Linked DNA regions of Homo sapiens: regions 2, 3, 4, 5 and 6 are each linked to region 1. The links are chromatin contacts, found by Hi-C or POLR2A ChIA-PET in ENCODE. All regions are on one chromosome and are shown on one strand. The core of a region is the stretch at or near the end of the contact, and the rest is flanking DNA. Distances in the headings are between cores, read along the strand shown. Region 1 holds the start of SLC38A2 (solute carrier family 38 member 2). Region 2 holds the start of SENP1 (SUMO specific peptidase 1). Region 3 overlaps VDR (vitamin D receptor). Region 4 holds the start of ANO6 (anoctamin 6). Region 5 overlaps ANO6 (anoctamin 6). Region 6 has its middle 18 kb from the start of LINC02156.

The links. A loop is a pair of places that touch in the nucleus more often than their neighbours do. ChIA-PET counts read pairs that join two places held with the same protein, here RNA polymerase II (POLR2A). Pooled maps may share reads with other maps.
Region 2: a pooled map shows a loop between it and region 1 (18-fold over the local background). The contact joins the promoter of SENP1 here to the promoter of SLC38A2 in region 1. A Hi-C loop is called at or near these places in 3 of 37 single-sample maps with no recorded cell type and 12 of 50 pooled maps. POLR2A ChIA-PET finds 5 or more read pairs at or near these places in 1 of 52 experiments (activated CD4-positive, alpha-beta T cell).
Region 3: a loop to region 1 is called in a pooled map, with 17 times the contacts of the local background. The contact joins the enhancer-like site here to the promoter of SLC38A2 in region 1. A Hi-C loop is called at or near these places in 5 of 37 single-sample maps with no recorded cell type and 7 of 50 pooled maps. POLR2A ChIA-PET finds 5 or more read pairs at or near these places in 1 of 52 experiments (BJ).
Region 4: a map of GM12878 shows a loop between it and region 1 (5-fold over the local background). The contact joins the promoter of ANO6 here to the promoter of SLC38A2 in region 1. A Hi-C loop is called at or near these places in 7 of 168 maps with a recorded cell type or tissue (B cell, CD4-positive, alpha-beta memory T cell, GM12878 and 3 more), 9 of 37 single-sample maps with no recorded cell type and 16 of 50 pooled maps. POLR2A ChIA-PET finds 5 or more read pairs at or near these places in 1 of 52 experiments (HEK293T).
Region 5: a loop to region 1 is called in a pooled map, with 2.9 times the contacts of the local background. The contact joins the enhancer-like site here to the promoter of SLC38A2 in region 1. A Hi-C loop is called at or near these places in 1 of 168 maps with a recorded cell type or tissue (sigmoid colon), 2 of 37 single-sample maps with no recorded cell type and 6 of 50 pooled maps.
Region 6: a map of CD8-positive, alpha-beta T cell shows a loop between it and region 1 (2.2-fold over the local background). The contact joins the enhancer-like site here to the promoter of SLC38A2 in region 1. A Hi-C loop is called at or near these places in 1 of 168 maps with a recorded cell type or tissue (CD8-positive, alpha-beta T cell), 4 of 37 single-sample maps with no recorded cell type and 11 of 50 pooled maps.

Annotation. Positions count from the first base shown.
Region 1 is chr12:46,369,899-46,375,038 of GRCh38, reverse strand. It overlaps SLC38A2 (solute carrier family 38 member 2), which reads left to right and starts at 2,266. Exons shown (of 16, transcript NM_018976.5): 1 at 2,266-2,530; 2 at 3,660-3,861; 3 at 4,182-4,263; 4 at 4,412-4,527. The coding sequence starts at 3,746. SLC38A2-AS1 (SLC38A2 antisense RNA 1) reads right to left here and starts at 2,256. Exons shown (of 2, transcript NR_187299.1): 1 at 2,177-2,256; 2 at 1,261-1,726. RefSeq lists enhancers at 1,707-1,766, 2,447-2,526, 2,384-3,087, 2,777-3,106, 3,187-3,336 and silencers at 2,017-2,356, 2,557-2,756.
Region 2 is chr12:48,103,190-48,108,329 of GRCh38, reverse strand. SENP1 (SUMO specific peptidase 1) reads left to right here and starts at 2,251. Exons shown (of 18, transcript NM_001267594.2): 1 at 2,251-2,302. It also overlaps a transcript of PFKM not described here. RefSeq lists enhancers at 1,505-2,378, 2,664-2,873, 2,379-3,254 and a silencer at 2,384-2,523.
Region 3 is chr12:47,867,895-47,873,034 of GRCh38, reverse strand. All of the region lies in intron 3 of VDR (vitamin D receptor), which reads left to right. Among named protein-coding and RNA genes, the nearest start is that of VDR, 35 kb to the left of the region's middle. RefSeq lists enhancers at 3,171-3,220, 3,987-4,056, 4,157-4,336, 4,042-4,542. Within about 2 kb of position 2,790, at least 9 of the 41 ENCODE cell types and tissues checked have a DNase peak (open chromatin) inside an H3K27ac peak, as active enhancers do.
Region 4 is chr12:45,213,373-45,218,512 of GRCh38, reverse strand. ANO6 (anoctamin 6) reads right to left here and starts at 2,418. Exons shown (of 20, transcript NM_001025356.3): 1 at 2,122-2,418. The coding sequence starts at 2,191. It also overlaps the pseudogene PLEKHA8P1. RefSeq lists enhancers at 1,413-1,542, 2,553-2,652 and a silencer at 1,783-2,092.
Region 5 is chr12:45,232,591-45,237,730 of GRCh38, reverse strand. All of the region lies in intron 1 of ANO6 (anoctamin 6), which reads right to left. Among named protein-coding and RNA genes, the nearest start is that of ANO6, 19 kb to the right of the region's middle. Within about 2 kb of position 2,375, at least 27 of the 41 ENCODE cell types and tissues checked have a DNase peak (open chromatin) inside an H3K27ac peak, as active enhancers do; they include sigmoid colon, where a contact is called at or near this core.
Region 6 is chr12:47,394,478-47,399,617 of GRCh38, reverse strand. No RefSeq gene overlaps it. Among named protein-coding and RNA genes, the nearest start is that of LINC02156, 18 kb to the left of the region's middle. RefSeq lists a silencer at 1,781-1,830. Within about 2 kb of position 2,002, at least 2 of the 41 ENCODE cell types and tissues checked have a DNase peak (open chromatin) inside an H3K27ac peak, as active enhancers do; they include CD8-positive, alpha-beta T cell, where a contact is called at or near this core.

The DNA of each region.
Region 1 (5,140 bases), core at 1,017-3,516:
TTCTAGAACATTAGCTTAGAAATCAAACAAAATTATAGCGCACTGACCAATAGGTATTTGGCAATATCGTTTCCCAGAAATTGAATGAGGACACTGTGTCCAATGCATTCAAGCCCAAAGCATAACAGCAATTGCTCAGAGCACATCAGGCCTCAGTTGGAAGTCTGATGGAGTTAGCAGGCATGCCTCAGTTTGGCCCTCGAAAAGACCAATCAAACTGGCAATAAAAACATGGAAGTTTCACCCCTCCACCCTTCTTTTTTTGTCATTTACTGTTCAAGTTCTGATCATACAGAGACCAGATCAATATTGCAGCTCCCCCCCCCGCCCCTGCCCTCCACTTTGCCCTCAGCTGTACAGGTATTGTGCTTCTCCTAAATATGTGTTGCAATACAAACCACCAAAAAGTCCAAAAGACATGAGATTTACTTATAGTGCCACTTGCCACCCATAACTACCAACCCTGAGGGCCTCCTTAGCACCTCTAACTGGGCAGAGGAAACGACCAGAGATTCATCTGGAATGAAAAAGTGGTTTAAGACCTTTTGATTGTTATCAGTTGAAACCTAATATAAAGAAACTTCCTGGGACTCCTCTCTAACCTACCACTACCAAGATTGTTGTGACAAGAAGAGTTGATTGATTTTATTGGGGAATGTATGTGGAAGGAAGATAGTTTTTTCAGCCCTAATTGTGTGTCAAATTCCAAACCTGCCCTTGGGGAGTTCACAATCTTTGGGCAGATGATACTACAAATAGTCTGGAACGATTTTGAGTGCATGACAGCACGGATTTTTAAAAGTCCGTCACCATATTGTTTTAGAAAATAGTACCTGCAAAAAGAGGGCTGAGTACGGAGGGATTAAGGCATGCGGGGCGCTTTCCTGTGGCTCGAAGACTAAGCCTTGCATGACAGCGGCATTTAAGGGGATGAGAGGAGATTGGACACCAAAGCAAGAATGGCTATTATTTAAGACTGGCCTGAACAGAGTAGAAGGTTTGCGGTAGGGAAGACTGGCCTGAACAGAGTAGAAGGTTTGGGGTAGGGAACACAGGAGTGTGATGGGGGAAATCGGGACCTCGCTTGTCAATCATAAACACTGGTGCAGGCGAGGGCACCCGAAGCCTCACGTGCGGCGGAAATAGGCAGTTGTACGGATTTCCTCAGTAAAACATTGAAAGCAAAAACTGCGATCACACCCAGCCCTTTCCTCTATGCCCTGCCCAATTTCTCCCAAGTCCCCAAAAGGAAGAGAGCAGTAGGTCAAACTTGTTTATTCATTCATTCCATGAACATTTCTCTCTCCTAAGGGGTCTTTGTTTCCTGCAAGGGAGTGAGTCTTGCCTTTCCCGCAGCACCAATTTTTCCACAGCGAAGGGTCCCCCTAGTTGCCTGGCTCAGCAAGACCACACACATCACCATTGAAGGGAAAGGACCAGGCTCCGCAGAAAGCGCCTCAGACCCGCATTCAGACAAGGCAGTGCCTTTGCCCGGGGCGGCGGTGGTGGGATAAGAGAAGCAACGTGTCAGCGAGTGGAAAACTGGGGACTCCCAAACGGCCTTAGGAGCGCCGGGCTCCCCACTGGGGCCTCTTTCTAAGGGGCCTGGCTTGCTGGCCAAAAGGTAGCCTTTCCGCTAGTCCAGTTTCCATGGCCGTACAAAAAGCACATCCCGAAAAGGAGCTGCTCGCCGACCTCCGGCTAGTTTTGAAGAGTGAAAGCAGGTCTAGGTGGAAAAGAAAGAACAACAAACCATCAGGACAACCTTGCTGCCTTGGCCCAAGTTTGTGAGACAAAACTTCACTGTAAATCACAAAAATAACAATCAAGAAAGTGTTTGGTGGGAGGGTGGTGTCCCCCAAAAGCCTTGATGTGTCCCCCGAAAGCAAGGACTGCTGGTGACTCGGACAGGAGAAAATTTTAAGGAGATGGCTCCTCAAAGACAACCGCATGTGTTGAGCACCAACCCTGGCTGAAAAGGATAGGCAGGGGAAGCATCTGGGGGTCTTTCCAGACTATCTAGAAAGCTGGAGAGAGTGGGCTTGGGCTTTGCGGGAGAGTCTTGGGGGCGCCTGCGGGCGGGGCTGGGCCGCGGGCGCGGGCCGCAGAGGGAGGGGCAGGGAGGCGGGGCCTAGGTCTGGGCGGGTCGGAGGCGGGGCCCAGGTGGTGTTGATACACAAAGAGAAGGCGCCCGGGCGGCCGCGGTCCCGCCCACTGACGCGTCCCCGGGGTGCCGCTATAACCCGCCGCTCGCAGGGCTGCTCCACAGCCGCGCGACGCCGCCGCCTTAGAACGCCTTTCCAGTACTGCTAGCAGCAGCCCGACCACGCGTTACCGCACGCTCGCGCCTTTCCCTTGACACGGCGGACGCCGGAGGATTGGGGCGGCAATTTGTCTTTTCCTTTTTTATTAAAATTATTTTTCCTGCCTGTTGTTGGATTTGGGGAAATTTTTTGTTTGTTTTTTATGATTTGTATTTGACTGAGAGAAACCCACTGAAGACGTCTGCGTGAGAATAGAGACCACCGAGGTAACGCGTGCGGGGGGGCGTCTGTGGGAAGGGCGCGGGGCCCGGGCGAGAGTGGGGGAGGGGCTTCCGGGAGGGGCCGCGCGGGAAGGCGGCCGCGGGGTCCGTTTCCTTTCGAGGCGGGCGTTGTCGGTTGGGCTGGCCAGCCTTCCACCCTGGCCCGCCGCGCGGGTGTCGCGCCCGCGACGTGGGTAGGAGAGCGGGCGCTGGGCGGGGGCCGCGTGCCTGCACGGTGCGGAGCCGCATCTTCCCATTAGGGGGAGGGGAGCTAGCCCGGCCAGCGGCTCTGCTGCGGCAAGTCTTGTGACTGATTTGCATTTAATAAAAAAAAAAAATTAAGTCCAGGGAGCCAGGAATCTGGGGGCGGCGGAGGTGGGCTTGGGCATGTATTACAGGAGAGGCCAAGATTGGGGAAGACGAGTTGGGAACATTTGACAATCGACGATCGATATTGCATCAGTTTTCTTTCCGGACATAGGAGGGGCTGGGCGGGCGTAGCACTCGCGGGCCAGCTGCCTGTGGACGGGTGTGCTTGAGGGCACTGGCGCGCGTGTGTAAACAAACCCCCAGCTCCCGGGGCCCGGGCGTTCGCCCCCCTCGAGAGAGGAGTAGTGTCGGCCCTTTCCGCCTCCTGGGGAAGGCTGTCTGCGGCAGAGGCATTTCTCCGTGTGGGGACTCCGGGCAGTAAAGGACAGATTACGCAGCATTGCTGTTCCAAATGCTAGAAACGGAAAGCCGTGCGCCTAGGTTGCATGCACACGAGCCAGGGTCGGGGCTGGATGTGTGCCCTGAGTGCCTGTGCAAGTTTGGAGCGACTGGGAAAAAGCAAAACAGAACCCCCCCTCGCCCCCTCCACTCCGACGAGGGACAATAGAGAGGGTGAAATACTGAAATCTGCCGGAGTAGGGGGCCTCGACGGCCGCAACACAGCGGTGGCATCATCTTTGTTCTCCCCGCGGCTCCGCCGTCTGTACTTTTCCGCCCCTCGGCGCGCCCCCGCCCCTCGCGCGCGGCTGGTACTTTTCCACTCGCCTGGCCTGGGATGAATCAGCCGCGCTGCGCCTCCGGGCGGCGTCACGTGACCGCGGCGGGCTGGCGCTGCGGTCCTGACGCGCCGCCTCTACTTTCGCAGGCCGACTCGCGGGCCGCTGCACCCACCGCCAAGGACAAAAGGAGCCCAGCGCTACTAGCTGCACCCGATTCCTCCCAGTGCTTAGCATGAAGAAGGCCGAAATGGGACGATTCAGTATTTCCCCGGATGAAGACAGCAGCAGCTACAGTTCCAACAGCGACTTCAACTACTCCTACCCCACCAAGCAAGCTGCTCTGAAAAGGTGGGAGAAGTTGTGACACTTTTGAAAAAACGGCTTGCATGGGTTGGGTTCAGGGAGTTACCTAGGACTCTGCTTCCATTGCTTTAATTTGCTATAGCATTTAGAGAAGGTGCGTAATCTCTGAAAGAGTATCCGATTATCTTGTTGTAATGACAAGATAGCTGGTGTGAAAGTCAACTCCTAGTTAATATTTATACATTAAGTAAAGATGTTGTATCAGAGCTATGCTGTTGGAGGGTATTTTATGTTAAAGCAGTCTTGTGTGTAATGATAGATATTTCAATCCAGTTTACAATTATATATGTCTATATTTTTTGCAGCCATTATGCAGATGTAGATCCTGAAAACCAGAACTTTTTACTTGAATCGAATTTGGGGAAGAAGAAGTATGAAACAGAATTTGTAAGTTAAAAATAGTAATTTGTCTGTCAGTGGCTTTATGGAGTAAAAGAATAGTTTTACTTTTAGAATTCAAATCTAACTTGCCCAAAGCTGGTTTTCTCCATTTAATTATTGTTATATGTTTGGTTATCGTTTTCCCTCTATGTAGCATCCAGGTACTACTTCCTTTGGAATGTCAGTATTTAATCTGAGCAATGCGATTGTGGGCAGTGGAATCCTTGGGCTTTCTTATGCCATGGCTAATACTGGAATTGCTCTTTTTATGTAAGTATGTGTAAGTAGTGAGTCTGCCATGCAGGGCAGTTACTATGGTAAAACATATTTTGGCTCCAGAAACTGAATTTACAGTTGGAGTAGCTGACTCAAAAGTTACTTGCTTAAAATTAAAAGTATGAGAAACCCCAAAAAATCTCTTTATTCTACTACATACTGCACAATATCAAGAAAGCCAACTAGAAAAAAATAGGGCAGTCCTTAAAACTGACAAATTAAGCCAGAAGTCTTCTAAGTCAGTGGGAATAGTTAAAACAAAATTGTAACAGATGGTAGATATTAAAAAAACTATGGCTAAAGCCAGGGTAGGTATAAATTTTGTTTTGGCAAATCAGAAGCTGAAAATCCTAATAAGCTCCAAATCATTTTGGTAAATCGACACAGTTCTTAAGGACCTGTGGCCCCTTACGTGAATAAGGAAAAGAAAATTTCTCTAAACATACAAGGTGTGGTGGTATTTACCCAGCCTGGAACATGTTTGTTTTAAGACGAGGAGGTCATAATTTTCTGGACCCTGAAAAGCAATCCATACATGTTTTTTTAATGTTTGCTTTTGTCAGACCTGTTCGATTGCCACATGTTGTGGCAAAAAATGAATACTTTA
Region 2 (5,140 bases), core at 1,002-3,501, 1.7 Mb before region 1:
ACACACACAGACTTTCCCCCTTGGGTCTTATATTTCAGCTTTAGTAGGTCTACGCTGATTTATAATACTATGCATACAACTTTCACTTTCCCATATTCCTTTGAACATTTCTCACTGTTGACCCACATGCCTCACCAGTTTTGAAAACAGGTATGCTTCCCACGGTGTCTGGATCATCCATAGTATCTAGACTCTTCAAGATGTCTGTCTTTGGTGGTGGCTTTGGTATGAGCATGCTGGAAGTAGAAGCTTCCCCAGCTGAGAAACAATAGCTTTAGGTCACCCTCAAGGTGGGATTCTGGGAAGGGAGTGTTCCTTACTCCCTTTCATTTTCCCTATGACTCTGAGCTGTCCAGGGCTTTCTTTCCAAAAATCCAGTGAAAAATTAGAGACGCGATGTACCTCAAAAAGATTCTATTCCCTTGACATACATGGGGGAAAGCAGAACATATAACTAGATACTTTGAGGTGGGGTGGATGAGAAGGCCATTTTTCCTTAGGGCTTGATTTATCTGATAGTTTTGGAGTGTCAGTTATAATGACAATAAAGATTCCCACAGATGAGCCCAGACTGGTCGAAGTAATTCACATAACAACACAATAATGACAAGCTCATGGGATAAATTTTGTTCCCCCCTCAACTCTCAAGTCCTCCTTATCTGCCTGGCATCTATCACAACAAACCAGGTCAAAATCTTACCTGGAAAATACACGACTCAGTGATCAATATTTTATCAAAGTGAGAATGTGATAAACAAGGTCAGTTGACCCCTAAAATCCGTATTTACACTAGAAAGCCTCACATCCTGTATTTAGACTTCTTGTGAGAGAACCCATTCTCTGTCACTGGAGTATGATCAGGAGACAAGGGTACCTGTTCTCTGAGGAGTCCTGACTAACTGGCGAGACTGAATCACACACATGAAAAATTTCAGATGAAACTCGTCTTTATGCATGGCTGCCTCCTAGAAATAGAGACAGAGTTTAATCCAAACGAACAGAGCTGTGAAATAAGATGTCAGTGACTGACATGGACCAGCTACACTCATGACTACTTGGCCTTAGGACTTGACAATATAATATAAAAGTATCAGCACATGAGGCAATACAAATAATCTACTTTGATGTATTTGACAGGGGAGGAAACCCTGAACTCAGCAAGCTGCTGAGAGTATCAGAAAGGCTGGGGGCCTCCAGAAACTGCCCTTCTTTAAGTCTGAGCTCAGACTGTGCCTGTGGCTGTGATCTGGGTGTAAAGGACCTATTAAGGGGGCATTTCTCTAAGACTTCTACAGGGCCTGGGTCCAGAGGCCTGCCAAGCTGAGGTGCTTGACAAAAAGCCTGAATGAACAAACATATTTCTTCCCATTATGTTCTCTTAGAAAGTATGGCAGATTCCAGGTTAATCAATGTGTCCCAGGAACAACAAAGCCCTTCAAAGGTCACAGGTGATTCCTGGGTCCTTCTCTATCTCTACCCAGAAAAGCAGATCTCTAGTGGGCTCCCAAAAGCTTTCCTCACAGCTCTGCCTGTTTCAAATTCCTCCAGAGTTCTGGAAGGTTCTACATCTTGCCAGAGTCTAGCCTAATCCGTCCTCAAGTTGCTTGTTTGTTTGTTTGTTTGCTTGCTGAATGGTCAATCAAGTATGAGGTGGTGCAGAGTACAGGATTGCAAGTTAAGAAACTTGTTTCCTAGTCCTAGATGGGCCGTGCACTTAAAACCTTTGGGAAATCACTTCACTTCTCTGAACCTGGTAAGACTAAAGTATCTCCAATAACCTCTACAAGCACTAACGTTCTGTGATTCTCAATAAAACACGAGATAGCCTGAGATCGATTTAGATCTCAGGTCCCTATCTGTCGGGGGAAGCCACAGGTTTCCGCAGATTTAGGGCCACCGCGAAAAGCTGCCATGGAAACTGGAACGCAAGCAAGCAAAACTCGCCGGGCGGAACCAGAAGGCGGCGGGTAAGGGAGCAGAGGGAACAGAGAAAAGCATAGGACGAAGGGCTCACTAACAGTATTCCGAGTACGAGAAAGCGAAAAAGCCCAGACTGAAAAGGGTACTGAGAAATTACGACTAGTCTTAAATGCTCCCTTCGCTTCTCGGGCCTCGCCACACCGCGCAGGCGCCCCACTGGTCCTTAACTCTGTTCTTTGACCTCCTGCCCCAGCCCCCTCCTCTTCAGCCACCTAGCGACTCTTCCGGTGCTGTGAAGGCGGTTCCGGTTCGCGGCGGTTCCCGGGTTTTGCGTTCCGCGCCCGGCCGGAAACCCCTTCGCATGGCAGCCGGTTCCGGTTCGGTGAGTGGCGGCGGGAAGCTGGGGGAGGGGTGAGGATGGAGGGAGCCTGGTCCAGGAGACTGTGTCGGACCCGGTCAGCCGGCCCGGGCTGGACTGGGCGGAAGCGGGGAGCACTGTGGGGCCGGCGCCTTTTCCTCTGCCCCGCCCCCTGGGACCACCTCCCCTCCCCCCTGCTGTCCGGTGGCCGCGCTGTGGCCGCCGGTGGCCGTTAGGCTACCTGAGGCCGTTCCTTCTGGTCTCTCTCTCCTGGGCCGCGGAGAGACCGTCTCCCTGCCGTTACAGCAGGCCCCATCCCAGCGCCCAGCCGTACTTGGGGAAAGGCCGGTTGCGATTCCGGGGCTTTCCCGCCAGAGCTGGGTCTTCTCTGGGGAGAGCTGTTTTCACCGGGAAGCTCGGCTTTCTGTGGTACCGGCTTCATCTCCCGCCTTCCTTGAGACCCGAGTGATATTTCTTGACTACTTCTGCGTCTCACGTAAACATTTCTCCAACTCTCCTACTCTGTGGTATCTCCCTGAGATGTGATATCGCTAGTGCCACCATCAGAAAGAAACGTCTGGACCCTCCTGCTCAGGTTATGAAAATCCCCTTAACTGCCACAATTTGCTTACCTGGCTCATCGCCTCCTGGTAATTCCCTTGAACCGTCTCTTTCTTGGTGTACCCTAACGTGATCTCTGGATCTATGCCTCGTTTCTCTTTCCTTGAGCTTGGTGATTTCTGTTTATCGGTGCCTGTGCAGTATTTCCACTATCTTGTTAGCAGTAACTTGCTTCTTTATCACTTTCAAGTCAGCCTTGTTAAAGTCATTTTACTTCATATTTGGTACACTTATTATATTTGGAGTGGTGGTGATTCTTGTAATATTCATATAAAGCCTTTTATCTACTACCAACTATTTGACTGAGGGTCTTTGTTATAATTGGTTATTCTGGATGTATTAGATCTCATCATCTCCTAAATCTTTATTCTTCATAAAAATAATTTGTGTTAAGGACTCATGTTGAAATACAGATTACCCTGACTTTGAAATTACAGTTAAAGCGCAACTTTAAGCATCTCTATAAGCATGATCCCTTAACCTACTTCCAGTTTACACTCTACCACCCTTTATTTTTCCTCTCTAGTCCCTTTTAGGAAGGCTTATTCATTTTTAACTGACTTCAATTAATTATCCCAACTGCAAAGATGGTCTTCATGTCACTCATCTAATGAGTTGTCTAGAGGGAGTGGATGGGTACAAAAACAGGTTCTGCTACTTCTGGCTAAGGGAATGCAGTTGTTGACTTGCATTGCGGCTTTGGAACTCTTGTCCTTTTCTTCCCAACTTCTACATCTTCTATCAGTTGTACCAGCTCTACTGTCTTGCGGTACCTGTTTATGGATCTGGCTTTCCCTACTGGACAGTGAGCTGCTCAGTGGCAGGGACCCTTTCTTAATGCACGTAGTCGGTGCACAGTAAATGAATGTGTATGAAAGAATTTGAACACTTAGGGTTTACGGCGTTAGAGTGTTAAGGTATTTAAGGTGTTAGAGTGATTGGGAGAGATTACATGTAAAAATAGAAGGAAAGAACCTCAAACACATGACGATATAGTACAAACTATTGTACACATAATTGTTTTTCAGAACTTGGAAAAGGGTGATTTCACATGGTTGCTTTCACACCCTTCTTATATCATAAATTGTTCTAACCACATCTTGGTCCTGGATAAAGCTAACATTGCGTCTCTCTCTCTCTCTCTCTCCCTCCCTCCGCCCCCCCCCCCCCCCCCGTCTCTCTCTCTCTCTCTCTCTATATATATTTTTTTCTTCTTTTTTTAGACAGAGTCTCGCTCTGTCACCCAGGCTGGAGTGCAATGGCTTGGTCTTGTCTCACTGCAACCTCCGCCTCCCGGGTTCAAGCGATTCTCCTGCCTCAGCCTCCCGAGTAGCTGGGATTATGGGTGCCTGCCACCATACCTGGCTAATTTTTGTATTTTTCGTAGAGACAGGGTTTCACCATGTTAGCCAGGCCGGTCTTGAACTGCTGACCTCGTGATCTGCCCACCTCGGCCTCCCAAAGTTCTGGGATTACAGGTGTGAGCCACCGTGCCCAGCCTCAATATATATTTTCTAGTAACTTCCTTGCAGCCCTAGACATTGTCTTTCATAATCCCCTTTTTGCATATATGTAAGGTTATAAGTGTTTCACCGCAGTTGTCAAGACTGTGATCTTTTTTGTTCTTTCAGGTTTCCCATTATCTTGTGTTCCACTACTAACCTGACTTCATCTGAATGTCTGTAACAGCTTATGTTCTTTCAGTAAATTACATGACCAGTGTATACTAGGAAATGAATTATTAGAATCATTTTTTTTAAAAAGAAAACATTTTTACAGTTGCTTGAATTTGGTGGCATCAGAGGTTCCAGATCCAACATTTTCATGGAGAATCTTGGGGTAAAATATTCCTTCTCCCAATGTAACTGCAAGTGGCTAAAAGAATGTACCATAAGCACACTGAAGTAGCTGGATGTATTTGTAGTAAAATATAAATGTGGGGTTTTAATTATTTAAAATTATAAATCAGTGTGGATTCCCCAGGGTTAGTGAGGGATTACTTTTAAATTGCCAGTGTGTATTAATCTTTGAGGTTGTGTTAAAGGATTTGAAGTTGTATAATGTTTGAAATGTGCATTTGCCCTGGAGTCAGGATACATGGATTCTTGTCTTCTTTTTGCCCCATCTGTGTGATTTCAGGGAAGTCACTTAACCTCTCTGGATATAATCGGTAAAATTCTTTGAATTTCTAGCTTCCTTTTCTCTTCACATCTATCCCAACAAAATGCAAGGAAATTGACA
Region 3 (5,140 bases), core at 1,541-4,040, 1.5 Mb before region 1:
TTCCTTGGAGTCAAACAGTTCTTGATTCTAATTCCAGCTTTCAGACTTGCTAGCTGTGACTTAAAGCAAGTTATTTAACTTTCCCGTGCCTTTTTGTGTCACTTGTAAAACAGGGATAATATCTACCCAAAGGTTGTCGAGAGCATTGGAGATAGTATGTAAAATACTGACCTAGAAAGCTTCCAGTGGTGATAGCTAGTATCATTATCCCTTTTTAGTGTCTTAGTTTTGAGGACAGATGGTCCTTTCTTCCTTTTCTCTACCATGGAACTTGGAAAGTATAACTATGTGATGTGTTGGCAGTGGTCTCTGAAAAGAGGTTCCTAAACAGAAGGAGTTAAATATCAGGTATGAAGAGGGAAGGGCTGGGCCAGGGGCTCTGAGAGAGCTTCATGTCGGTCAAAGGCTGGGTAGAACTGGCTGGTGCTCAACAGAACTGGACAGTGGTTGCTGTAACTAGCACAGGGGCTGTGGCTCTAGACATCAGGAGCTACAGCACATGAAACAGAAATATGGTTTCAAACTCTGCTGCCTGCAGGCTCCCATGCTAGGCACCCAGAGAGCAGGCCTAAGACATGGTGTCTGCTTCAGGGGTCTCAAATTCTTAATGAGATGTTTAAAATCTACTTTAAAATCTACTTTCACCCACTCTCAGCACTCCCTCCCACTGCCTCTTTCTGCTAGTTTCTCTTCTTTCCCTTTATTTAGGGTTTCCTTTGTCCAGGTCCTGTTCCCTTTTCCTTTATTTAGTTCTTACAACCCTCTCTGAAATGTTGCTCCCATTTTACAGATGTGGAAACTAATGGATGGGAAGGTTAAGTAACTTGCCCAAGGTTGTGCTTTAAGATTTAAACTCAAACATATCGATCTAACCAAAGACTGCATTTCATTTTTAATGTTTAGGTAGTTGTAGTGGGTAGTGGATTTTTTAAATGTAACGTCATAATATGGCTTTTTAAAAAGCCAACAGTTTAAGAGGATATGTAAGTGAAAAGTAAATCACCTATTCAACCCAATTCTTAGTTCCCTACCTCCTCCAGGAAGCTGTCACTGTTGCCAGCTCATCGTGTTCGCTTCCAGATTCTTTATGTAAAAGTGCATATGTGTGTGTGTGTATGTGTGTGTGCACACACGTCACCATTCTGCATCTTGGTTTTATCTGCTAAAGAACACTTCTTCAAGCTCATTCCCATTTCAGCATTCTTCCTCTTTCTTTTTCATAGTCACAGAGTATTATATGGAGGTTCTGTGAGATAAGAAACCAGTGCCTGGCTGGGCACGGTGGCTCATGCCTGTAATCCCAGCACTTTGGGAGGCCAAGGTGGGTGGATCATTTGAGGTCAGGAGTTCGAGACCAGTCTGGCCAACATGGTGAAACCCCATCTCTATTGAAAATACAAAAAATTGGCCAGGCGTGGTGGCACATGCCTGTAATTCCAGCTACTCGGGAGGCTGAAGCAAGAGAATCGATTGAACCTGGGAGCCAGAGGTTGCAGTGAGCCCAGATCGTGCTGCTGCACTCCAGCGTGGGTGACAGAGTGAAATTCCATCCAGAAAAAAAAAAAAAAGAAAGAAAGAGAGAAAAGAAGGAAGGAAGGAAGGAAAGACAGATAGACAGACAGATAGAAAGAGAGAAAGAGAGGAAGGAAGGAAGGAAGAGAGAGAGAGAGAGAAAGGAAAGAAAGAAAGAAAGAAAGAAAGAAAGAAAGAAAGAAAGAAAGAAAGAAAGAAAGAAAGAAAGAGAAAGAGAAAGAAAGAGAAAAGAAAGAAACCAGTCCTCTGTCATGGTCATTTAGGTTCGGTCTTTGGCTTCTCCAGACAGAGCTGCAGTAACCACCATTGCGCCCATGGACCGATCTACCCACAGGATAAATACCTGGAAGTGGCTTTACTGCGTTAAAATGTCTGTGTGTTTAACATGCTTCGCATTGCCAATTGCCCTCCAAAAAAAAAAGTCTGTGCTCTTTTCTACAGTGCTAACCATCCTTTAATGTTTTTTTAAACCCACCTGAGGAGAACCCCCTGATGCTGCCTCTCACATACATGTAGGCCCCTACATCATTTGATGTAGGTCTTTTTATTCCTTTAGATTTGCTGGGGTATAATTGACAGATAGACATGGTCTATATTTCAGGTGCACAACTCGATGTTCTGCTATACATATACATTGTGAAATGATCACCATAATCAAACTAGTAAGCATTCCCAGCACCTCACATAGCTTTCAGATCAGGAGCTCTCGCTAGTTCCTGTATCCTGAGCAGACGCTGGAATCTCTGTGACAGTGCAGTGGAGATGGAGCCCAGAGGGGATAGTTGACCCTACGCCTGGGTTATGCAACGTGCGTCTCTGCTGGCAGAGGCCACCTACTGGAGAAAGGCCCAACTGTCCCAGGCCTGAGGCCCTGGCCCCAGGCTCTTGATGCTTTTGTGAGGTTTTTGTCTCTTTCTGTTTTGATAAACTGGTCTCTGGCATGAGAATCGGTCAATGTCCTCTCTCACCCCTGGCTTTCTAGAAACTGCATCTATATTTAGCTTGGTTGCCCCACCCCTACCCCCCCTTCCTGAGCTGGGGTATAAATGCCAACCAACCAGAGGATGACAGGGTCCAGGCTCAGAGAGCAGCTGAGGCAATGGGCTCTCATGGAAACCTGAAGCTCTTGTTTCTCAAATCCAAACCAGCTCACAGGCAATTAGTATTGGGAGGAAGGCAGGGTAGGGTGTAGACCTTCAGGACAAAGCACAGAGCCAGGGTTGGGCAGTCTGGCTGCCCTGACTCCTCGTGGGCAGAGAGTAAATGACAGCCACACATGTGGAAGTGCCCTTGGAAGGCAGGAGAACAGGGAAGAACAGGACCTCTGAGCCAAGAGGATCTGTGGCCCAGCAAACAGACATGTTGGGCCAGACACACCTGAAAGGCCAGCTCTGGGATCTGAGTTCCAGAGAGCCTCTGGGTCTGGCAGTTGGAGCTGGGGAGCAAACTTTCTATACCCTGAACACTGACCCCACGCTCCAGAGCGTAATGGTGTCCTCTTCCTTTTCAGTGTTCTCGGGCTTCATATGACAACTCTTAAGCAGAAGCAAGGGCGCCAAACTTTTTTTTTACCCCCAGTACTTTCTCTTTTATTTTTTATTTCTAGAGACAGGATCTCACTTTGTCACCCACACTGAAGTGCAGTGGCACAATCTTGGTTCACTGCAGCCTTGACCTCACCAGCTCAAGCGATCCTTCCACCTTAGCCTCCCAAGTAGCTGAGACCACAGGCGCATGCCACCATGCCTGGCTAATTTTTTTTAATCTTTTGTAGATACAGGGTTTCACCATGTTGGCCAGGTTGGTCTCAAACTCCTGAGCCTAAGCTATCTGCCCACCTCAGCCTCCCAAAGTGCTGGGCTTACAGGCGTGCTCACGCCACTGCACCCAGTCCCAGTACTTTCTCTTAATTCAGCTCTGCACTATTTTCTCTTCCTATTCCTTTTTTTTTTTTTTTTTTTTTTTTGAGATGGAGTCTCGCTCTGTCCCCCAGGCTGAAGTGTAGTGGCACGATCTCAGCTCACTGCAAGCTCCACCTCCCGGGTTCACGCCATTCTCCTGCCTCAGCCTCCCGAGTAGCTGGGACTACAGGCGCCCGCCAACACGCCCGGCTAATGTTTTGCATTTTTAGTAGAGATGGGGTTTCACCGTGTTAGCCACAATGGTCTCGATCTCCTGACCTCGCGATCCGCCTGTCTCGGCCTCCCAAAGTGCTGGGATTACAGGTGTGAGCCACCGCGCCCGGCCTTCTCTTCCTATTCCTAGCCTCATTCCTGTTGTCAGGCAAAGTGGGGCTGAGTGGCAATCTCCAACCCTCCTGCGTATAGACATCTGAGATGGAGCTTCATATTTAAAGTGACATGAGAAAAATGAGAGAAAGATGGCGAAGCAGTGGAATCTCTTTTCAGGCAACCCTGCAGCTGGGGGGGCTGCCCCCAAGTGAGGGTCAAAGGCAGGCTCCCTGGAGCCTGGGGAAGGACAGACGGGGCCTCTGATAGGCCCTGGGGCCTCAAGAAGCTCTCAGTCCCGGGCCCAGTCTGGTGAGAGGCTTTGGCTCACATCACTGTAGGTGGTGGCTGGGCTAGGCTGACGATGTGCTGTCTTCTTGGTGCCCATGGCCTTGCAGGCTTAACAGGAAGAGCTCTGAGCCAGACAAGACAGCCAGTGGGAGGACAGAGCAGCCCCTCAGTGACCAGAGCGAAATGCCCGGTTGTTGAAAAACAAAAAAAAAAAAAAGGAAATGAGAGTTTCTTCTGAAATAGAAACTTCTGGTCCTTGAGTAAGTTTAGAGAATTACGGGCATTCTGAGGCCTGAGCATTTGTGGTGACGGATGAAGCCTCAAGAACCACAAGGTTGGTGGGAGGGACACCAATCTCATGTCCTGGAACATACAGATGTCCCTGTGGGGATAATTGTATCTCGTTTCTGGGGAACCCTAACAGTTCCCAAGATGCTTCCATATTCTCTTGTCCCTCCAGAAAAGCAGCAGTAAACAAATAGAGGTGAACGGCAAAAGGCTTTTTGTTTCTACGAAGATGGAAAAAAGCCTGGCGTATAACTTCTTTCTTGTTAGCTACTGCAGGGTTAGGACTGGGCCTGAGGCGGGCTAGACTTGGAGCTAAGGAGCCCCTGATAGCCTGGTGCTGCTCCACCTCCTGACAACCCTGGCTCTGCAGTAGGCCCCTTGGGTGATGAGGGTTGTCACAGCAGGGTACCAGAGCCAAGGTCCAAAACCAACAGCAGCTGCTTCCTTGACTGTTGGGTCATTCTTGGCATTGAGCCACCTGGGGCTGTTTGGGGCATCAACTTCACTGAGCACTTTAAGTTTCTGGGGTTGAAAACAATCCAGGAAGCTAAAGGCTAAGCCTTAGATCCCTAAGACTTCCAGACCTAGGAGCCTGCACTTCTTGCTGAATATCCTCACCTGTAAGTTTCTTAACCTCAGTGGTCCCACGTATAAAGGGAGGGAGTTACACTGACGGTCTCTTGGGCCCTCTGTGGATCTAAGAGTCTGGGCCTGCCTGGGACTGCCAGTAGAGCCCTACTCTGGTCTCTTCTCTATCCCAGGGGCTGAGTCGGTGTGGTCCCCAGCTGTCCATTTGCTAG
Region 4 (5,140 bases), core at 1,169-3,668, 1.2 Mb after region 1:
TTAAGTGGGAGGATCGCTTGAGCCCCGTAGGTCGAGGCTGTAATAAGCCATGACCACATCACTGCACTCTAGCCTAAACGACAGAGCGAGACCCTATCTCAAAAAAAAAAAAAAAAAAAAAAGAGAAAGAAAGAAACAGAAATCACATTCATAGATACTGGGTGTTAGAACATCAGCATATCTTTTCATTCACTGAGAAGAAAAAAATATTGCCAAGACCTGTTTAAATGGTACCTGCTGCTTGACGTAAAATATGTTGAGATGACCCCTACAGTAGAGACCCCAGGGCCCCACAGGAATAGTGGGAAATGCCCTACTAATATTAACACTAAAGTATTAGTATTAGTAGTTTCTAGAGGGTGGGGAGGAGTAGAGATATTTAACTTTTTCTTAAGTCTATCTACACTGTTTGACTGGACAAAACTAGCATGAATGACATGTCATTAAAAATAAAAAGAGCTTACTGCCACACGCTTAAGATGAATTTATACGATGCCTCAATAGGTAAACACAGACTAGACCAAATTACTTTCTAAACTGAGATCTACTGCTGGCACAGTAAAACAAAGCTCAGAGCCTCTTGCTTACTTCAGTTTCCATTTGAGCTTCTGCCCTTATTTACTTACAATACTCATTATAAACAGTGCAGCTCACCATAAAAGACAATAATACTTTCCTGGGAAACAGACTGTGTCAATTTTATTGTAACTTTTTAAATTTCACTCCTATATTTTTATGTAATCATCAGGTACTACTTAATCTTGCTAAACAGTAGTAACAGCCAGAGTGACCCAGTGGTAAGAGCATTAATCTTCACTGGTTTTACAAGTCAGAAAACCTGGGTTTGAAAGTGTGAGAAGCTGGGCAGACCAACCTGTGCGCTTCAGTTTTCTCTCCTATAAAAACTACTACTATTTGCTCTCTCCTTAAAGATGAATAACTAGTAAATTGTTCTTAAATGAATGAATGAAATGTGAAACTAAATCATGGAGTGTAATCTCCTCTATTCGATTTGTCCCTGGACAACCAAGAAGTTACCAAATTTTTTTGATCGAAATATTCCGTGCCCAAAATGTAACAGAAATAAAAACCACACCCAACTCCTAAAATTAAGTTACTTTTAAAGTTATTAGATAACAACAGGGCTTTAGAACATCAGCAGGATGTTCTGCTTTAAAATTGATTTGGCATCCAGGAGACTAAGCCGAGTCGCCACAACAGACTGGCTTGGTAATTTAATTAGAGTCTTCTGGAGGGACACATTATATCATCATCCCCCGACAGTGTTCTCTTTAGGGACCTGATTTTCTCTCTAGTCCTCTCATTCCTTTCCCCTTCCTCACCTCCTCTCATCCCTTTTGTTTGCCCTTTTTTTCTTTTTTTGCTCTTAAAACAGCTCTCCCTCCGTTCGTCTTGTCACTTCCATGCATTTTTAACTCTAACTAGAAATGGGTCACCCCAGGTTTGCTCCCCAAGCCCCAGGGCCCCTCAGGACGAGTGAAAAAGGCCCTGCGGTCCTCCCTGCCTGGGGGAATTCCTCCTCCGATCACAGCTCCGGTGGGCTCCGCAGATGGGAAAGGGTTTCCAGCGCGCGCCTAGCGGCCACAAATCACTTCCCGGGGCCGCCCCGCCAGGCCTCAAACCTCCCAGAGCCGTCGGTCGGCTTTTACTTTAACGAGGATTCAGATGGGTCACACCCTGTCCTCCAAATGCGGGCCTGCTCCCCGGACCCCGCCCAGGGGGCTCGCCCCAGTGCCGAGGCTCCTGGGCAACCCTAGCACTCTGCGAGTCGGGGAAGTGACCCCAAAGTTGCTTCTGAGTGGAGACTTCCGCACGCAGAGGCGTCCCCGCAGCTGCCAGGCTTTTCAGGGGCAGCATCCCCCGCCCGTCAGGAGCCTGTCCTCGGGGCCACCACGCGCCCCGCGCCTCAGCCCCGCAGGGGCCGCACCGGGGCCTCAGTCTGCAAGCAGCCGGGGACAGCGGGCTTCCTCCCCTGCCCGGAGCGGCCGAGCGTCTCGGCCAACCTCCCCCGCGGAGAGCACAGCGCCCCCGCGCAGTCCCCGAACTTCTTCCCGCGTCGGCTCGGGCTCTCGGGTGGGGACGCGGGGACCCCTCGCTCACCGATATCCCCATCGTCGTCGTCCTCCTCCTCCTCCATTTGTAGCAAAACATTCCTGCTCATCTTTTTCATGTCTCCCTCAGAAGGCGGCTCCGAACTTGGCGCGAAGTTGGGGGCTCCCGGGTTCCAGAACGGCGCGGCTCTCCCAGGGGCCGGATCGGGGACCGCGGGGCGTGTGTCGCTTGGGCTCAGGGGCCGCTGAGCCCAGCCAGCGCCGGGGAAAGCCGAGCCGAGGCACCCACCGACCGGAGCCCAGAGCCGGAGGACGCCTCTCGCCTGCCGAGCGGAGCCCGGAGACTGAGCATGCCCAGTGCGGCCGCCGCGGCTCGCTGCGGAATGATTGAACTTCCCCGGTTTTACGAGGCGCGCAGAAGGAAGTCGGCAGGCGAGACTGCAGAGGGAGTAGTGCGATCCTGCGCGCGGGGGAACTAGCTGGAGGGCAAGGCGGGAACACGTGAGTGCGGGAGTGGACTGGGTTCCCTGAGCATTGATCCCAAACAGGGCAGCTTTTCGTTCCAAGGTCGTCTGTGGACACACACTGTGGCTTGCTTTGTTTTAACGTCTGATACTGGAGAGGAGGGAAATGCTGCTGCAGCACAACTGCAGAACCCTGGAAGGCGAACTCGTTTGAATGGCTTTTAAAGGCGACGTGGAGCTAATAATGGGGGGATCTTAAATTACTCTAGCTCCGAAGTGGGAAAGTGGAATCTGTACGGGTAGGTTAAGATTACGGTGGAGTCGGGGTGGGAGGAGAGGCAAAACTCAGAGAATAAGCAAAAGAAGAAGGGGCGGGACGGACGGGAGTGGGGGTGGAGAGAATTTTCTAAATAAACGTGTGCACAAAGGCAGGAGGATTTCCGCATACATTGAGGTCGCGGAGAGTGGAGAAGCGCCCCCTACTCCGCCCGCGCGAGCACACAGGGAGTGGTCGGAAGATAATCGCTGAAGCGTCCAGCCTATTTGTACAATTGAAACTAGTCCTCTGTGTCAAAGAGGGAGAAGAAGCCGAAGACCACTAGAGTTAGATGTAAACTCTTCTAAAGCAATGTGGAAAGCTATAATAAGAGAAAAGAAAGTCGTGAAATAAAATTAAGGCAGAGAGTTTTTATTTTTATTTTTAATGCTTTCCTGGAAACCAAAGGGACCGATAGGACAAATACAAAGGGATTTAGTACTTTAAAGACCCTTGGAGTTGTTTGAACGGCAGGTTTTGGGGATCGCGTGTCTACAAAACTTTTTTCAAAAAAGCTGGTACATTCAGGTTGTTCAATTTTGACTTCTCAAAAGGGCTAGAAGGTATATTTGAAATCTTGGTTATATGTGTTATTGTCTACTCATTGAAATTGTTTATATTTTTTCCACTGAAGTGCTAGGGTTATCACAATAACACTAAATCTACTGTGCATGTTTTTTCTTCCACATACTTTTTTTAAGACGGTCTCGCTCTGTTGCCGAGGTGGGAGTTCAGTAACTAGAACTACAAGCGGAGCACACCACCATGTGGGGCTTATTCTTAAATTTTTTTGTAGAGATGGGTGTCTCACTATGTTGCCCAGGCTGGTTTCGAACTCCTGGCCTCCAGCAATCCTTGCACCTCAGTTTCCTAACATTTTTAATGTTCTCTCTGAAAGAAAGAAAACATTGGGACCAATCTTAAGTGGGAAAATAGACATGAATATATACATGAAAAGACATGATGAAATTACTTTTAAGAAAATACCTGGGAAACACTATACTTGCTTCTTGAGGTACTTTTTTTGAATAAACAGAATTGTTTTTAGTATAAAGAGACAACAATACAGTACTCTGAAGATAGGAGAAAAAAATGATGGGAGAAGAAAGATGAGAAGAGATTGTTTCCTTTCACTGAACACTCTCCCCTGAGCTTGTGAAACTCACTAAAAGTAGAAACTTCAAAAGTGTTTTGGTTACATGATCAATTTTTACAATTTTCTTTTAACAAATTTTTGTGTAGTACTTTTTATGTGCTAGGAAAAGTTTTACATGTTTTATAAGCATCCAGTCATTCAACCCTCATAACAACCCTAGAAAGTGTTATCATTTTTCTTCAGGTGTGAGGCAACTTGAGCAACTTGTCCAAAATCACACAGGGAATAAATAGTGGAGCCAGGATTGAAACCTCAACAGCTTGTTTCAGAATCAGTGCTCATAGCCTCTTCATAAACCACCTCCAGAGACATGTCCCAATCCATTTTTTTTTCAGATCACTTTTTCCCCCACCAATTCAAAATTCAAAGTCTCATCAACTCCCTGCCATAGTTCTTTAACCAAATGTTCTCTCTTTTTTTTTTTAAGACAGAGTCGCGCTCTGTCACCCAGGCTGTAGTGCAGTGGCTAGATCTCGGCTCACTGCAAGCTCCACCTCCCAGGGTCACGCCATTCTCCTGCCTCAGCCTCCGGAGTAGCTGGGACTACAGGCGCCCACCACCACGCCCAGCTAATTTTTTGTATTTTTAGTAGGGACGGGGTTTCACCGTGTTAGCCAGGATGGTCTAGATCTCCCGACCTCGTGATCCGCCCGCCTCTGCCTCCCAAAGTGCTGGGATTACAGGCGTGAGCCACCGCGCCCGGCCTTGTTCTCATTTTTATGGACTAAGACTTCGGTCAAAGTTACTTTGTAGTTAAAAAATTATCGAAGTTGACTTTGCAACAAGTTTTAATTAGTCATTTAGAATTCTTCACAGATTTTTAAGAGTTTACATTTTTCTTCTTTGATAAATGTTGCAGCGAAACATTGTTGGCCTTATATGTAAAGGTAACTGTTGCTAGAAGGGAACTCTATTATTAGTAAATTCCATTCTTTCCTCTAATCCATTTTATTTCCTACCACTTCTCTTCTGCATTTTTTTTCAGTTGAGCAATCAATATATGCCTCAGAAATAGGATAATAGGCCTATGTAAGAACCACACATTTAACCCTGAAGAATTATCATCCATACAATAATAATTTGTGAAATAAAATATTAATATACAGCCAGGTTATTTGTATTTGCAAAGCTT
Region 5 (5,140 bases), core at 1,126-3,625, 1.1 Mb after region 1:
GTTCATATGGAACCAAAAAAAGGCCCACATTGCCAAGACAATCCTAAGCCAAAAGAACAAAGCTGGAGGCATCACGCTACCTGACTTCAAACTATACTACAAGCCTACAGTAACCAAAACAGCATGGTACTGGTACCAAAACAGAGATATAGACCAATGGAACAGAACAGAGGCCTCAGAAATAACACCACACATCTACAACCAACTGATCTTTGACAAACTTGACAAAAACAAGAAATGGGGAAAGGATTCCTTATTTAATAAATGGTGCTGGGAAAACTGGCTAGCCATATGTAGAAAACTGAAACTGGATCCCTTCCTTACACCTTATACAAAAATTAATTCAAGATGGATTAAAGACTTAAGTTAGACCTAAAACCATAAAATCCCTAGAAGAAAACCTAGGCAATACCATTCAGGACATAGGCATCAGCAAGGACTTCATGTCTAAAACACCAGAAGCAATGGCAACATAAGCCAAAATAGACAAATGGGATCTAATTCAACTAAAGAGCTTCTGCACAGTGAAAGAAACTACCATCAGAGTGAACAGGCAACCTACAGAATGGGAGAAAATTTTTGCAATCTGCCCATCTGACAAAGGGCTACTATCCAGAATCTACAAAGAATTCAAATTTACAAGAAAAAAACAAATGACACCATCAAAAAGTGGGTAAAGGATATGAACAGACACTTCTCAAAAGAAGACATTTATGCAGCCAACAGAAACATGAAAAAATGCTCATCATCCCCCGTCATCAGAGAAATGCAAATAAAAACCACAATGAGATACCAACCCACACCAGTTAGAATGGCGATCATTAAAAAGTCAGGGAACAACAGATGCTGGAGAGGATATGGAGAAATAGGAATACTTTTACACTGTTGGTGGGAGTGAAAATTAGTTCAACCATTGTGGAAGACAGTGTGGCAATTCCTCAAGGATCTAGAACTAGAAATACCATTTGACCCAGCCATCCCATTACTGGGTATATACCCAAAGGATTATAAATCATTCTACTATGAAGACACATGCACACGTATGTTTATTGCAGCACTATTCACAATAGCAAAGACTTGGAACCAACCCAAATGTCCATCAGTGGTAGACTGGATTAAGAAAATGTGGCACATATACACCGTGGAATACTATGCAACCATAAAAAAGGATGAGCTCATGTCCTTTGCAGGGACATGGATGAAGCTGGAAACCATCATTCTCAGCAAACTATCACAAGGACAGAAAACCAAACTCATGTTCTCATTTATAGTTGGGAATTGAACAATGAGAACACTTGGACACAGGGTGGGGAACAGCACACACCAGGGCCTATTAGAAGGTGGGGGGCTGCAGGAGGGATATCATCAGGAGAAATACTTTATGTAAATGATGAGTTGATAGGTGCAGCAAACCAACATGGTACATGTATACCTATGTAACAAACCTAAATGTTGTGCACATGTACCCTAGAACTTAAAAAAATAATAATAATAATTAACAACTGACAGTGGCACATACAGTAGCTCTACCATTAATTTGACAATAAACTCTACAGGTTACCTCTTCACAGAATTTATCACTTTTTGAAAATTAAAATTTGAGCCAGATGTCTTCTAAATTCTGTTATATCACAACAGGATTGGGGCTATTTTGCCTATGCATGCACCTGTAACTAATTTCCTTCTCCTGAGGCAGAGAGGACCCTTCTCCCCTTCATATGTAGCCTCTTTCACTTCCAAGGACAGTCAGCCTGATCCAGCCAGGATCCCGGAAGGGGCACTGGAGGCTGCCTGGAAGAACTTGCCCCAAGGGTGGATTAAATACCTGGGAACACACCCAGCTCACAGCTGGAGGAAGGCCACCTGGGATGAGGCAGTCACCCAGAAATGTAGAGACAGACAGGCATGCTAGTTCAGGAATGCCGTCAGTGTGAGGGAGGGAAGGAAAAAGCCAGGAGTAGTTCTCAACTTTTTGGACTCCTGGTACACTTCCAAATACTGGAATTTTTGACTAGGGGACTTTTCTTGAAGCTGTTTTTGCACAAGACTGAGAAAATATCCATTTTCCATACTGAAGAATGAGGAGAATGCTCAAGAGCCACAGGTGCTGGAGTTAAAAGGCGGCATACCACCAAGCCTCCTTGCTAGTTCTGCTCAGATGTCATGCCACTCAACTAGGTCATTCCTCAGCCCTGAGAAGCTGCTTTTGAATAGAATTGTTTACTGCCAGGCCTGGATTTCTATTATGCCCAGGAGGTGGTTTTCCCACATTGCAGTAAACATTTGATCTTTCTTACGTGCCAAGCTGAAGTTAAGCCTCCCATCTCTTATTGCAGGAAACTGTACCCCACTCTTATTCACAGCCCTACTTAGAACAGACAGCACAATATGACTAAGGAAGACTTGTGAAAATACAACAGTTTCATCACAATTTAGGGCTAAGATTTAAGATACCACCAGTATGACAGCTAAAGAAGGGAACAGAAAAGTACAGCTCCTGTCACTAAATCTGTAGGCACAGACAGGCCACAACCAGAGTCTGCTACAGGAAGGAGGAGAAGTAGCACCACATTGGAGAGGACTTTATTTCCAGGGCAAGAGGGTGATTAGGAAACACTGACAAGAGCAACACAGAATCCAAAGAACTAAAGAGACTGAGGTCCTAGGCATGTTTCTGAGATAGGAGTTTGAACAACTGAGGAGGAAAAGGACAAGCCAAATTATTAGAACTGAAAGGTTACTGCTGGACTGATAGTAAACACTGACAAGAGCAACACAGAATCCAAAGAACTAAAGAGACTGAGGTCCTAGGCATGTTTCTGAGAAAGGAGTCTGAACAACTGAGGAGGAAAAGGACAAGCCAAATTATTAGAACTGAAAGGTTACTGCTGGACTGATAGTAAATGCTGAATTGTCTCATCTTGCCTGCCTGGAGTCAGAATTGGTTCCAGAGACTGGAATGTAGCTGAGCTAGGAAGTGGGAATCAAAAGCCCAGGGGTGGGGGTGGGGGGTTCTGTCAAGGCTGGAATTCAGTGAGAGCCTAAAGCCTGTTTTAACTCAGGCAGGGAAGATGACTAAGAGTGGAAACCAGGCTCGAAAAATCATGAGTCATTCTTAAAAGAAACCAACATCAGTGTCAGTAACTTCCCTGGGAACTTGGAAAAGGGGCCTGAACAAATATTTTGGAATCTAATATCCTGCACCAACACTGAACTGCTCCTTCATTTGGATAGGTCACTCTAACTTTTCCGTTCTCAGAGCTCTTTCAGTTACCAAACGAGACTAACAATATCTGTTTGCAATATTTTTACCAGTAAAAAAAAATCAGTAGGAAAAAAGGTGACCTTCTGGAGAAATAAATTATTACACATGAACTCCTTATACATAGGGAGAGTCTGCAAACAGTTCCCTCCGAACCAGTGTCACACTCATCAGTAAACTCATCAGTGCAATAATCCTCAGAATGAATGTGCAGTTCAGTTTCACAATTACAGCAGGACAATTAAAATCTGAATTTCTGTAAAATGAGATAGGAGTGAATTTTCCTCACACATTCTCTTCCAACTTAAGAACACATTTGCTAATTTCCTATAATTGGCAAGGCATTATGTGAACTGCTTAAAGAGATTACAAAAATAACTAAGACCAAAAGCTACCTGACTTTAAAGTAAAAACAGAATTAGAAGGTTAAGGATTGTTAGTCTGCTACCTATAAGAAACGAATACTTCAAGATTTAATTCAAAATACATTTTCTAGATATTCTTATAGTTCCAATACACTAGATTACTACTGATATCTATAACACAGATGAATCCCCAGAAAGATTGTGCTAAGTGAAGCCAGGCACAAAAAACTACATTTTACATGATTTCTTTAGAACGAAGCTCAAGAATGGGCAAAATCAATTTATGGAGGAAGTCTTTAAGTGCTTGCAGGGACCATGTGGAGGAAGGTTGACATGAAAGGGGTACAAGGGTGCTGGAAATGTCCTCCATCTCTTGTTTTGGGTGGTGGCTATACAACTGTCATAACTTAAACAGTTAACAGTACATTTTACTATATGTAAAATATGCTTTTACAATGTTAACCAAAAATATCACTGGACTAAATAAGCAGTACTAGGAATAGAGGGTTCAGACAAGAGCACAGGCAAAAGATAATGTTAATATTTCTTATACTTGATCTCAATGGCATTTATAAAGACAATATTCCCAATTTGAAAGGAATTAGAGGTATTAGATATAACAATAATACAGATATATTACCTGCTAGTTTCAATCACATATGAAAGATCCCTACACAGAAAAATAAGTCACAGGACTGTTTAACAGCAAGTGATAACAGAATTTGCAACCCTTTATTTTTTGCCCTATGAACTGAAAACAAAGCAAGCTTTAATTTGCATCTTCCATATCACTCTATTACTAGGGTGCTTTGGCTATTCACAGGGGAGGAAATCCCCAGTGTGATTCTCTAATATTAGGATTTTTCATGGGCAACAAATATTGAGAGAAGCATATCAGAGTCATCAGTAGGTATTTTCCACCCTCACAGATTGTGATTCATGCCCTACGTGCTTGGTTGTGACTCCCAGCCGAAGTCAGGTTAAACTCTTCCTCCAGACAGGAATGAGTCACATCCCACAGCCAGTAGAGTAGAAGTCTGGAGAGCCATTTCTGGCTGAGAATCCAGAGGCCCGTTGGCTTCTAGCTCCCTGCCTCTCCCTTCCTCAAGAGGAAAAGATGGAGTGCAGGGAACAGATGTACCTGCTCCCTCTCTTTCTTCCTCCTTTGGAAACTTCCGGAAGCTACACAGAATTGCTGCGGTCCAAGCTCTCCATGGCCTCTCCTTTAGCACAAGAAAGGAAGATAATTATGCTAAACTGAAATGCAAAGAAAGAATGAAGAGAACTGGGGTGACTGACCGAGTTTTGTTGCCTTCCAACCCAGGGCTATTATTTCAGCAAGGAACAAAGGGGCACTGGAACCACTAGCAATAGTACCACTTTGCAAGGTGCATTAACAGCTGTAGAAATCATTATAAACAAAACCTCTGCATGGTGAATTCCCTGAGTACGACTGGACTTGTGAGCCTGAAAGCATTTGTGGTGTTTTACGCAGTAATCTAATGTACATCTT
Region 6 (5,140 bases), core at 753-3,252, 1.0 Mb before region 1:
GATGTGCTGTTAGATTTGGTTTTGTTGGATTTGGTTAAAGTTATTTTTGTCTATGTTCATCAGGGACATTGGCCTGTAGTTTTCTTTTTTTCATTGTGTCTTTGCCAGGTTTTGGTATCAGGGTGATGACGGCTTCACAGAATGAGTTAGGGAGGCATCCTCCTCCTTGTTTTCTTGGAATAGTTTCAGTAGAATTGGTACCACCTCTTCTTTGTACATCTGGCAGAATTCACCCAACTGTGAATCCATCTGGTCTGGGGCTTTTTTTGTGACTGATTCAATTTTGGAACTTCACATTGATCTGTCCAGTGTTTCAACTTCTTCCTGATTCAATCTTGGGGCCTTGTGTGTTTCCAGAAATTAATCCATTTCCTCTAAATTTTCTAGTTTGTGTGCACAGAGGTGTTCATAATAGTCTCTGAGAGTCTTTTGTATTTCTCTGCGAAATACAATTTCTTGTCTTTTAGAATGCTGAAAATAGGCCACCAGCCTATCTTGGTTGGTAAGGTTTATACTGAGAAGTCTGCTGTTAGCATGATAGGGTTCCCTTTGTATGTGATCTGATCTCTGTCTTTAGCTGCCTTTAACATTTTTTTTTCTTTAATATTGACCTTGGACAGTGTAGTGACTTAATTTCTTTGTTATGTTCATTTTGAATAGTTTGTCACAGATGTTCTCTGGATTTCTTATATCCAGATGTCTACCTCTCTAGCAAGATTAGGAAAATTTTCTTGAATTATTTCCTCAAATATGTTTTCCAGGTTGTTTACTTTTTCTCTTGTCTCTCAGGAATGCCAACAATGCATAGGTTTGGTCACTTGACATAATTCTATATTTCTCAAAGACTATCTTTAAAAAATTCTTTTTAACAAAATTTTTGTGTAAGTGGGTTAGTTCAAAAGACCAGTCTTCAAACTCTGAAATTCTTTCTTCTGCTTGGTGCAGTCTATTGATAAAACTTTCAGTTGTATTTTGAAATTCCCTAAGTGAGTTTTTCAATTCCAGAAGCTCTGACTGATTTATTTTTAGGATGTTTTATCTCTTCTTTCATTTCCCAGATTACTTTAGAAGTTTCCTTGTGCTGATTTTTTTTTTTTTTTTTTTAGATGGAGTCTTTCTTTGTCACCCAGGCTGGAGTACAGTGGTGTGATCTTGGCTCACTGGTACCTCCGCTTCCCAGCTCAAGTGATTCTCCTGCCACAGCCTCCCAAGTAGCTGGGACTACACACGTGCGCCACCACACCCAGCTAATTTTTTGTATTTTTAGTAGAAACAGGGTTTCACCATGTTGGCCAGACTGGTCTTGAACTCCTGACCTCAAGTGATCCTGCTGCCTTGGCCTCTCAAAGTCTTGGGATTACAGGCATGAGCCACTGCACCTGGCCTGTGTTGATTTTCAACCTTGTCTTGGATCTTATTGAGCTTCCTTGCAATTCATGCTTTGAATTCTTTATCTGTAATTTCTGGGTTTCCATCTGGGTTAGGGACCATTGCTGGAGAGCTACTGTGATCTTTTGATGTTGTCACATTCAGATTTTTCATGGTTCCAGAATTCTTGCTCTGATTCCTTCTCATCTGGAAGTGCTGGCACTTCTAATTTTTGTAATTATTTTTGTGTGGGTAGGATTTTTGTTTTTATTTCTTTCCCTATAAAATTATTGCCTTTTCTTCTTTTTCTTTCCCTTCCCCTCTTCCTACACTCTCTAGATATTACACGGGGCTGTGCAGTTAAACAGACAAGCCAGTAGATGTCACTTATGTGTAAGAGCTGGTTGTGGCCAACATGGCTGGGTATATACCCGATCCTTGTTTACTGAGAGGAGCTCTTTGTTGCCTCAGGCAATGGGCTCATTTATGGAATGCACAGTGGTCTGAGCTCTCTTCTCAGCTCCAGGGAATGGAGGGGTGGGGCAAGATGGGTGGAGCCGAACTTGGAAGGCCCAGTTACACGTCCCCTGATGGCAAGCATAAGCACCAGTGCCAAAGGAGAATCCAGTGGGCTGCCACCAAGTTTCTAGAGGTGTGCCTAGGCATGGAGCTAGGAAACCTCCTCAGCCCCAAGTTCTCTGGATGGGGATGGGTGTCAGCCTAAACTCCTAATCCAGGAGAGTGGTGCTCCAGGGTCCTGAAGATCTCCCTGGCCATGAAGCAGAGAAAAAGTCCCCTGCACCAAGATCTCTGTACAGGAGGGGTGGGGTGACTTCAGCTGCTGAACCAAGCAAGAAGGTGATTTGAATGTCTGGAGATCTGCTTGCAGTGGAGGGGGCCCTACTGTACCACAGTCTATGCACAGGAAGGGTGGGGGTGGCTCAGGCTGCTGAACCAAGAGAGCAGGTGCTCCAAATGCCTGAAGATATGCCTAGGGGTGAAGCAGGGAGAGCCACCTGCACCAGGATCTCTGCACAGGAAGAAAGGGCCAATTAGACTTCTAGTCCATGCTAACAGGTGCTCCAAATGCCTGCAGAGTTGCCTACATGTGGAGCAGAGAGGGCCCTATGAAACTTGGTTTCATTTTGTCATTGGCAGCTGCTATGGTTTGGGTAGGATTTGTTTGTTCCCAGCAAAACTCATGTTGAAATTTGGTCCTTGTCTTGCGGGGTTGGGAAGTAAGCCTGTGGGAAGTACTTGGTCATGGAGGCAGAGCCCTCATGCATGGCTTGGTACCCTTTTGTTAGTTAGTAAATTCTTTGTCTGGCCAGACTAGGTTCATTGCTGAGAATGGATTTCTTCCCTTGAGAATAGGTTGTGGTAAAGCCAAGATGCCATTGGGCTCTGACTTTTCATAATTCCCCTTTGACCTTCTCTACCATGTTTGGACCTACCATGTGGCTCTCACCAGAGCAGATGCTAATGCTATGCTTCTTGTACTTCCCAGCCTGCAGAACCATGAGCTAAATGAACCCCTTTTCTTTGTAAATTACTGGGTCTCAGATATCCTGTTACAGCAACACAAAACAGACTAAGTGAGCAGCACAGCCACCCTTTGTGATTCAGGGGGCAGATTCTCACCTTCAGCAAATCAGTTTGGGGATGCCTGCAGGAGCTGTCAACAAGGAAGACAAAGAATGTCAACAAGGAAGACAAGGAAGACAAAGACAAAGATATCTCGGGTTCCATCCTTTCCATTTTAGCTAGAAAAAAAAAGAGAGAAGAAGATGTATGGTGAGATACAGTTGCCCCATATGGGTCTTTTAAGAAAGAAGGGAAGTCTGATTCAGTGAAAGTCCCACAGTAATTCTGAAAGGCTAGGCCAAGTGCTGGCTTCTGTCACAAGTGTCCTGACAGCTACCCCAGTCTCTACCCAAGTTTTGGTAACATTTTTCATATTTCAGATGTTTTTACAAATCCCCATTACTCAACAGTGATTGATTCCTAGTTTTATTTTAGTTGAATTAAAAACGAGTCATTGGGCTGGGAGCAGTGGCTCATGCCTGTAATCCCAGCACTTTGGGAGGCCGAGACAGGTGAATCATCTGAGGTCAGGAGTTTGAGACCAGCCTGGCCAATGTGGTGAAACCCCATCTCTACTAAAAAAACAATTAGCCAGGCATGGTGGCAGGCAGCTGCAATCCCAGCTACTCAAGAGACTGAGGCAGGAGAATTGCTTGAACCCGGGAGGCAGAGGTTGCAGTGAGCTGAGATGGCATCATTGCACTCCAGCCTGGGAGACAAGAGCGAGACTTCTTTTAAAAAAAAAAAAGAGTGATTTTGTACTATAGGAGAAAAATTCATTTGTTGTTAAAAGAGGTACATTTTGAATCTCCATGGGCACCAAGAATAAAATCACATATTTTCAAAATGCAGACACTTTGATGTTCTTAATGGTTTACAAACATTTTCAGCCTGAAATAATTACTTAATTTTTTTCAAATTTTAAGTAAATTTTTTATTGAAGTATGACATGCAATCAGAAATGAGCACAACTCATAAATGTATAGCTTGTGAATTTTCATGAAGTGAACACATTTGTGTTTCACTGTCTGATCAAGAAACAGAACATGACCAGCCACTGGAACTCCTTGAAACTCCTTTCAATTGCTCCCCACCCCCCATTATCACCATCACCACCCGACAATGGTAGTAGCTTTGCCTGTTTTTGAAATTTACATGAATAGAGTCATATAATATGTCCTCTTTTGTGTCTGGACTCTTTTGCTCAATAGTATATTTGTGAAGATAAAGTTGTGGACCAAGGGCAAGGGAGGATAGGCATTTAATTCAGAAGACTGCTAGACATGGGGTCCAGACAGGCAATGACCTTGGCCCTGCAGCAGTGCCACCAGGGTGGTGAGAAAGACTGGAGCAGGGAGGATAGGAAGAAGTTGGTTAACTCGCACAAAGTTACAATTAGAGAGGAGGGATAAGTTCTGTTGCACATTCAGATGACTATGGTTAAGAGTAAATTATTGTATATTACAAAATAGCTAGAAGAGACACTTTTGGATGTCCTTACCACTAAGAAAGGATAAATTCACAAGGTAATGGATATGCTAAATGCCAATTTGATCATTATACAACATAGATGTATGGAAATATCAAATTGTATCCCATAACTATGTACAGTTACAATGTATTGATTTAAAAAAAATTAAGAAGAAAGACTAGAGTGAGGCCTACCAGATTTGGACTTTACTAAGTTCCACACTTTGATACTCCTGATATAGAATTCCCACCCCCACTCCCCGGGGTCATTTCGACTGTATTTGGAGGTACACTGACAGCACTCACTGAAGGAGTTATTACAAGTGTAGAGAGAAAAATCAAGGATGACTCTTCAGGTCTTTGTGTTTTTTTTTGAGACAGAGTCTCACTCTGTAGCCCAGACTGGAGTGCAGTGGCTTGATCTCGGCTCACTACAAGCTCCGCCTCCCGGGTTCACGCCATTCTCCTGCCTCAGCTTCCTGAGTAGCTGGGACTACAGGCGCCCACCACCACCCCTAGCTATTTTTTTGTAGTTTTAGTAGAGACGGGGTTTCACCGTGTTAGTCAGGATGGTCTCGATTTCCTGACCTTGTGATCCACCCGCCTCGGCCTCCCAAGGTGCTGGGATTACAGGCGTGAGCCACTGCGCCCTGCCGAGAAACACGTTTTTAAGGGGTGCTAAACAAATGCTTTGTTTTGGACAAGGTAAATTTGAGAT